2 separate regions of the Homo sapiens genome follow, and region 1 is linked to region 2. A link is a contact called in ENCODE Hi-C data. All regions are on one chromosome and are shown on one strand. Each heading gives the region's core, a stretch centred on a gene start or an enhancer-like site at or near the end of the contact. The rest is flanking DNA. Distances are from core to core; before and after follow the strand shown. Region 1 overlaps LOC643339 (a long non-coding RNA gene). Region 2 holds the start of CLLU1-AS1 (CLLU1 antisense RNA 1).

Region 1 (3,934 bases), core at 140-2,639, 730 kb before region 2:
CCGCCTTGGCCTCCCAAAGTGCTGGGATTACAGGTGTTTACCACCACACTGGCAGAATTTTATTTCTTAAAATGATTTTTGCTGTTTTTTCCTTTATCTTATATTGCCTAAGGGCTTTCTTTTTTTTTTTTTTTTAATATTTTTAAGTAAACAGGGTCTCAAGCCTTCAGCCACCCCTTCATCTCTTATATTTCCCTCCAGTGAAATCATAGTACTATGCACAGGCCTGGGTCTCCTTGTCTTTCAACAACTTTGGCTTCCACTGGGGTCTTGAAATCCCTCCGCCATCAATATACAATAAGAAATCCAGCTTTTCCACTCCAGCTGGCAGCTTTTCTGCTACACAGATTAGCTTTTTCATGAACAAAAACTGGCACATCTGATCTATTGGAATTTTATGGCTGCTTAATGGAATTTATTGAAGGCAGCTCAGCAAAGTAGTGTTGCTATGTCTAGTCATGCCTCAGGAAGTGTCTGTACTTAAACCCCAATATGAAAAAGCATTCAAATCCCAGCACTTTGGGAGGCTGAGGCAGGAGGATCGTGGGGGTCGGGAGTTTGAGACCAGCCTGACCAACATGGAGAAACCCCGTCTCTATTAAAAATACAAAACTAGCCGGGCGTGGTGGTGCATGCCTGTAATTCCAGCTACTTGGGAGGCTGAGGCAGGAGAAGAACTTGAACCCGGGAGGCAGAGGTTGCAGTAAGCCGAGATCGCGCCATTGCACTCCAGTCTGGGCAACAAAAGTGAAACTCCATCTCAAAAATAAATAAATACATACATACATAAAATAAAAAAATAAAAAATAAATAAAAGGCCCCCTTGCTTGAACAACGTCCCCTGCAGATACTTTCTGGGCACAAGGGACGCCGTAAGGGCTCCACTTTGCTTATCTCCGCGCGAATCTTTTACTCATCCTGACACGGGCTAGTTCTAATTGATAATCCGTCTTGCTTCCTGGGAATCCCCGAGGAATTTTTAAGAGAAAAATGCAACTTGTTTTGTGAACGGAAAAACAAGTTTGGCTAAGAGTAAACAAATAATAATGAAAGAAAAGCTCATGAGAAAAATAAAAATGAAACAAAAGCACTCTTTCTTTCCTTTAGGGCAGTGCAGGGGACGGAAGGACAGTGGGAGAGGGTGGGAAACGCAGAGGAGGCGGCTGAGTTTATTTTTAACATCAAGTTAAAGACATACTCTGTGTTCTTTCCTTTTAAAAATAGGCTTTTAACGTCTTGAAGCATTTTGACTATTCTGCCTGTGAGGTAAAACCCCTTTTGTGGCTGGCAACTCCCACTGGGTCTTTTCCCATCATTAAAGGCTTACTGGCCAAGTAGTTAGAGCGTTGGAAAAACCCCAGCACTTTTCTTCAAAGGTTCCTCATTAGCATATGCACACAGCTTCTGTGCGCAGAGAGGCTTAGAAACCCTGGCTGCTTACCTGGAGCTTGAGCTTCCTTGCATTTTTCAGAACTGATGGTTAGGGGAAAATCCTCTTTTTAAAATAGTTTGGATTCATGAAATAGTGGAGACAGTCTTTTTTCAGTCCACTGCAAAATTTATTAGTTGAGTTTATGAATAACGCAACATACCGACACCTATAAAATTTGATATGGGTGAACAGATATGGTAATAGCTAATCTCTAACACTTTTTGAAGGCTTCCTATGGGCCAGATACTGTCTATATGCATTTAATGCTCTGAACAGTGCTCTCAGGGTACATAATATTATCATCCCATTTTACAGATGAAGAAACTTGAACTCAAGGCTATTAAATAACAAACTCAGTGAGTGAGTTTGGGGGAAGAGATTCAAACTCAGGCAAGACAGTCAGTTCAGGTCCACTGCTAGCCCATACCATAAGTACATAATTAGAAAAGAAGTCCCTACTTTAAGATATTTTTGCTTCCATCTTTTGGAAAGTTATCAAAAATACCAATTTTGTTAGAAGAAGACATTTTGCTGCCACTTACAAGACTGTTGTCACAATAAATATATAGATCTGCAATGTGTTGATGAGGTGAAGCATGCCCCCTTAGATGTGACAAACTTGTGCAGTGCACAGCCTGCACAAAGGTCCATGACAGCTGTTCGGTACACGTACACATGCAAACACACATGTACGCTTCCACAGAAGAAAAAAAAGGCTGTTTTAGTTTAGTCTTTTGGTCTTTTAGAGGTAACCAGGCTGATCTGACTTCAGGAACAGCTCTTCTATGTGGCTCAGTCTAGAATGAGTATAGATCATATAAAAGGGTCTGAAACTGGTTGTATTTGTACATAGTTCAAAAATATCCTACTCTTACTTCCTCTTTGCTTCTCCTCTGGGGAATAAACACTCAATAAACATTTTACACAGGAAGTTCCGTGTACATAGGTGTGTTAAAGGATGAGGATAAAATAAATAGAATAGTTCACAAAACTGGGGAGATTAAACTTTTATTACAGAAAATTTCAAACATATACTGAAGTAGAACAAAAAGTATAATGAACCCCACTTTCCTCCATGAACCTAACATCCAGCTGTAAAAATCATCGACTGATGGCCATTCCTGCTTCGTCTGGATTTCCACTCGCTCTCCTCCATATTGAAGCAATTCCTAGACACATCATTTTAGCCAAAAATATTTCAGTACATTTCTCTTCAAGATATGAAATCTTTTCAAAATATAACCACAATACCATTATTACATCTAAACAGAAATAATAAAAAGTCTTTAATATCATCATATAGCCAGTGTTCAAAATTTTAACTGTCTCTCAAATGTCCCAAATTTTCTTTTTTCATTTGTCTGTTTTTACCTTGTGTTTTTTGAAATGGGAACCAACTAAGTTCAAACATCCCATTGGTTGTTACGTTTCTTAAGTCTCTTTTAATGTACAAGTTCTCCCTTCATCTTCCTTCATCTCTCTCTCTCTCTTTTTTCTTTTTTTCCAGAGTCTGCATTTTGCTGATGGCATCCAAGTAATGTTTAACGTGGTTCTCTGCTGCAGAATCCTTTCTGTATCTGTATATTCTTTTAAGGTGCTTGGGTGAATTTGATCCATAGCCAGGCTTGGAAAATACTGGAGAAGTTGTGTTTCTGCTTCTGGATTTCTTAATGTCTTTTATCTTTTTTTTTAATTTCATTTTTCTATTTCTTTCTTTTTTTTTTTTTTTTTGAGATGGAGTCTCGCTCTGTCACTCAGGCTGGAGTGCAGTGGTGTGATCTTGGCTCACTGCAAGCTCCGCCTCCCAGGTTCATGCCATTTTTCTATTTCTTAAATCCTCTATAGGAAATAAGGATTTCTTAATGTCTGGGTTGAAAAAACAAAACTCAGAGGAACCTGAGTACAATCATAAAAGTACATGTCCACCACCTGTTGACAGACGATGAATGTTGGCTTGAATATAGAGGGCATCTAGAATCCCTGGGGCAACTAAGGGGGCTGCAGGGGAACAACTTCTCAGCCAGGCTTGAGATGGGCAACAGAGCTGAATTAGCAGTGCTGGAAAAAAAAAGAGGACCTTCCAGCTGGGGGATTTGGTCTCACTTGAGGCCCTGTGGGAACTAGTAACCAGCAGGTGAATTGTTAATTAGCAGGCAAAGCCTGGCCTGGAATAAGCTGGTGCTTGACTTCAGTGGAGTTTAAATAGCTGGGAAAACGATTGTTCTAAGGATACTTGACTGGAGGCATTTCCAGCACATGCTTGTGGCAGAAGGAGTGATGTGTTCTGTCCTAGGCACCTCTGCTGCTTCTGTCATCGACCTAGGTGATATGCTTTGGCTGTGTCCCCACCCAAATCCCATGTGTCATGGAAGGGACTCGGTGGGAGGTAATTGATTCATGGGGGCAGGCCTTTCCTGTGCTATTCTCATGATAGTGAATAAGTCCCATGAGATCTGACAGTTTTATAAAGGAGAGATCCTCCACACATGCTCTTTTGCCTTC
Region 2 (3,760 bases), core at 87-2,586:
GTGGATGTCTGGAGATGGAGAGGTATATCAATAGGGAAGGGGGACCCAATAAGGGTCAGAGGTCTCTGATGTATGTTAGAGAAGAAGGAATTTATTCCTTTCTTCATTCAATGATCACTTGTAGGGAAGACACTAGGGTAGGCGCTGAACTATGGGGATAAAAAGACACATTCCTGATCTCAAGGAGTTACAGACCAGACCCTTACACTCAGAGAAATGCAAACTTCCTAGAACTGGAATGTTTCAGGCAATAAAGCTTTTTGGAGATTAACTTAGATCTAAAGATGGTTTAGATACTTCAAAAATCTAGACCTCTCAAACAAAAGAAAAAGGAAATTCACCCATCTAATCCCATCTAATTCCCAGTAGCACTCTGAGAAGACCTAGAAGAGACAGCAGTTCAAAGACCCTTTTTGTTTTCTATTTACTTCTTAATCCAAGAGCCATACAGCATTGTTTATAAGAATAAATTCTAATAGAAGTCACTATCTTCCAGCTCCTATACACACCATAAAATAATTAATAATAATAGTAATAAAAATGAGGCCCAGAAACACCAATTAAAGTGGCCCAAGAGTAGTGTGGCAAAATTCAGGTGTCTTGACTCTGTATTGTCTCCCTAATCTTAATTGTGACCTTGGCCTCTCTAGTAAAAAAGGTATGAGATGCTCCCAGAAAAGGATAAATAAATGTAAAATTATAATAACTGAATCCCTGGCAGTCTCCTATCAAGGGCAAAAATAAAGAAGATATAAAGAAATATGCTCTGTAACTTCCTAAAAGGCAACACGAATTTAGAGCAAGCTCCCTGACTGCATTTGCAAGACGTGGCATGAAGATATGGATCTCTGTGCAGCAGGACATTTTCTGTCTTCTTCCAATGGAGCACTTTCCACAAGACTAATATTCACAGGACATAGTGTTACATCTTGGAGTTTCCCTAAAGCTGAATAGAGTAACATCTTCAACTTTCCCTATCCTAAATGACATATTCTACTTCCCTAAAAAGATAGATCTATTTATGTATAAAGAACTTGATATCTTCACTTCCCCTGGATCCTCTCCAATATTCTCCCCCAATCCACATCCCCAAGGAGTTGATGTCATTACTTTCTTTAAAAAAGGGTTGCCAACTGTTATGGTTTGGATTTGTGTCCCTGCCCAAATCTCATGTCGAATTGTAATCCCCAGTGTGGGAGGAGGGGCCTGGTGGGAGGTGATTGGATCATGGAGACAGATTTCTTCTTTGCTGTTCTCATGATAGTGAGTAAGTTCTCATGAGATCTGGGTTTCTAAAAAGTGTGTGGCACCTTCCCCTTCTCTTTCTCCTGCTCTGGCCATGTAAGACATACCTCCTTCCTCTTTGCCTTCCACCATGATTGTATATTTCCTGAGACCTCTCCAGCCATGCTTCCCGTACAGCCTGTGAGCAAAATAAGTGTTACTGTCTTAAGCTACTGTTTTGGGATGTTTTGGAAACAGTGAAACATGATCGAAACAGGTTCTGAGAACTCGAAACTAGATGCTGCTATAATGAAACCTAAAACATGGGTATTGCTTCTGGGACTAGTTGGTGGGCAGAAGTTGGAAGGGGCTGAAAGAGATTTTTAGTAGAAGCTTGGTAGACCTTGAGGAGGCTATTGGTAGATTGTTACTGAAAACTGGAGAAAGGGATCCTTGTTATGTAGTGGCAGAAAGTTTAGCAAGATTGTCACCTACAGTGACGTGGAAAATACAAATATACCTAATAAACTGGTAGATTGGGCTAAGAAAAATTCTAACCAGAATGTTGAAAATGCCAGGGAGTTTCTTTTAGTCATATATAATAAGTGTGTAGGGAGAATGAATTTTAAAAAAAGGAACTGTTACATTTTCAGGAAAATTTTAAGATAATCTATTAAAGATCCAAGATGTTACATTCAAATATAAAACTATTTCTCTTTGTCAGTCTCTCCATAGAGCAGGGGATTCTCAAATTAAGAAAAGGTGTCAGCTCAAAGATCAAACTCAAAAGCCAAAGACCTTTTGTTTGTACCTTAGAAAGATATAAGGTAATGTCTCATAAGCCCTTTGAAACAGAGTTCCTCTAAGGATCTAAGCATATGCTAGGCATATTCTCTCAGTAAACAATGAGTCTTCTAATAATTTTAAGGTTATGTGGTCCCATCACAGCCTTACAGGGATCTCAGGTAGAGAATGGCTTATGTCAAAGAGATTCTTGTCTAATGGAGTATTCCCCAATAAGAATCACAGGAAGTCCTGGAATTTTAAACAGAATTGTACAATCATATTTTGCCAGCTTGAACTTAAAGGAACAGAAATAGTATTAAATGAAAAGAGGTCCAAGAACCAAGAACCTGGAGGGAAGACCCAAGAGCAGTAGGGAATCCAGGCAGTAGGACTGAGACCTAAAAAAAGACCTGCTTGTGTTTGCTGTCTGGATATCAGAGTTGCTATGAGCCAATGACTGTTATGTGCTCTCATTTTCCTCTATTTAAAACAAGAGTGTCTGTAGTGGCTGTCCTATGTATACTTTACCATTGAATATTGCGTATGTAGGTTGCAAATAACTTGTCTCTTAGTTTACAAGTCTTCAGATTGAGAGGATAAATACATAAGAAATCTCACTTGAAGAGCTTCATCTGTACCTGCAACTGAGCCTTCTAAGAAGAGAATGTAGGAGTGTATCTTGCATGTATATATAAATAATCTGCAGCCAGTAAGTGGACTTTAGAATTTTAAAACATGTCTACAATTTTTAAAAACATTTTTCTTAATACAGATGAAGTCTAATTCCTATCCCCTTGAATATGGGGTGACCTTAATAATTCACTTTTTAAAAATAGAGTGGGATGGAAGTGAGGCTACATTAATTCCCAGGCTGGGTCTTACACAGTAATACAGTGTCATCTTGGCTCTATCTTGAAATGCTCACTCTCGCACCGCAGCCGCCTTGTGGTGAGGAAGTTCAGGCCACAAGGAACCTCCCAGGGACCCTAGCACTCAGCCCCAGCTGAGCTCCCAGCCAAGAGCCAGCACCAACTTGGCAGGCATGCGAGTGGGCCATTCTGGAAGGGCATGTGCCAGTCCGTCAAGCCTCCCCCTGCTGATACCACATAGGGCAGAGACAAGTCTTCCCAGACAAGCCCTCCTCAAATTTCAAATTTGTTTGCAAAATGAATGTTGTTACTTTAAGCCATCAAATTTGGGGTAATGTGATGCAGATCAATAGTAACAGGAATAATTTCCCTTCACATACATACAATTTTAACTCCATCCTTACAATGCCAATCTGTAGATAAACATTTTATGATAATGAATAAAAATATAGAGAACTAATATGTAGCTGGCATTTATTGATAAATTAATATAGGCTGGGCCCTATTCTATGTGCTTGACATGGGTTAGCTCAGTTTATTCTTACAGCTCTCTGAGGAAAATACTTTTATTATCTTCATTTAATGATAAGAAAATGGAGGCCTGGAGAGATTAGGTAACTTGGCCTGGACCATACAACAAGAGTGCCTAAGCCAGAAGTCCAGACATTCTTGTTCAGGAGTCTATGGTCATTATTCTTTGTGCTTCTTATAACTGGGATCTTCTAACTTTAACTATTTCACTTATCATTAACACCAGACAGCTCTTTGCTTTCAGAACTCCAGCCTTGACCTTCAGTTGACAGAGCTTCTTGTTCTTACTTGGCAAGTCACAGTCTAAATGTTGTCCATAAATATAAGATTTTCTCAGGTCAGGGGTCAGA

The links. A loop is a pair of places that touch in the nucleus more often than their neighbours do. Pooled maps may share reads with other maps.
Region 1: a pooled map shows a loop between it and region 2 (3-fold over the local background). The contact joins the enhancer-like site here to the promoter of CLLU1-AS1 in region 2. A Hi-C loop is called at or near these places in 2 of 37 single-sample maps with no recorded cell type and 2 of 50 pooled maps.

The regions. Positions count from the first base shown.
Region 1 is chr12:93,165,371-93,169,304 of GRCh38, reverse strand. All of the region lies in intron 3 of LOC643339 (a long non-coding RNA gene), which reads left to right. Among named protein-coding and RNA genes, the nearest start is that of LINC02412, 7.0 kb to the left of the region's middle. RefSeq lists an enhancer at 1,065-1,614. Within about 2 kb of position 1,389, at least 8 of the 41 ENCODE cell types and tissues checked have a DNase peak (open chromatin) inside an H3K27ac peak, as active enhancers do.
Region 2 is chr12:92,430,575-92,434,334 of GRCh38, reverse strand. CLLU1-AS1 (CLLU1 antisense RNA 1) reads left to right here and starts at 1,336. Exons shown (of 3, transcript NR_144319.2): 1 at 1,336-1,425. CLLU1 (chronic lymphocytic leukemia up-regulated 1) reads right to left here. Exons shown (of 2, transcript NR_027933.1): 2 at 3,333-3,760. RefSeq lists an enhancer at 1,145-1,444.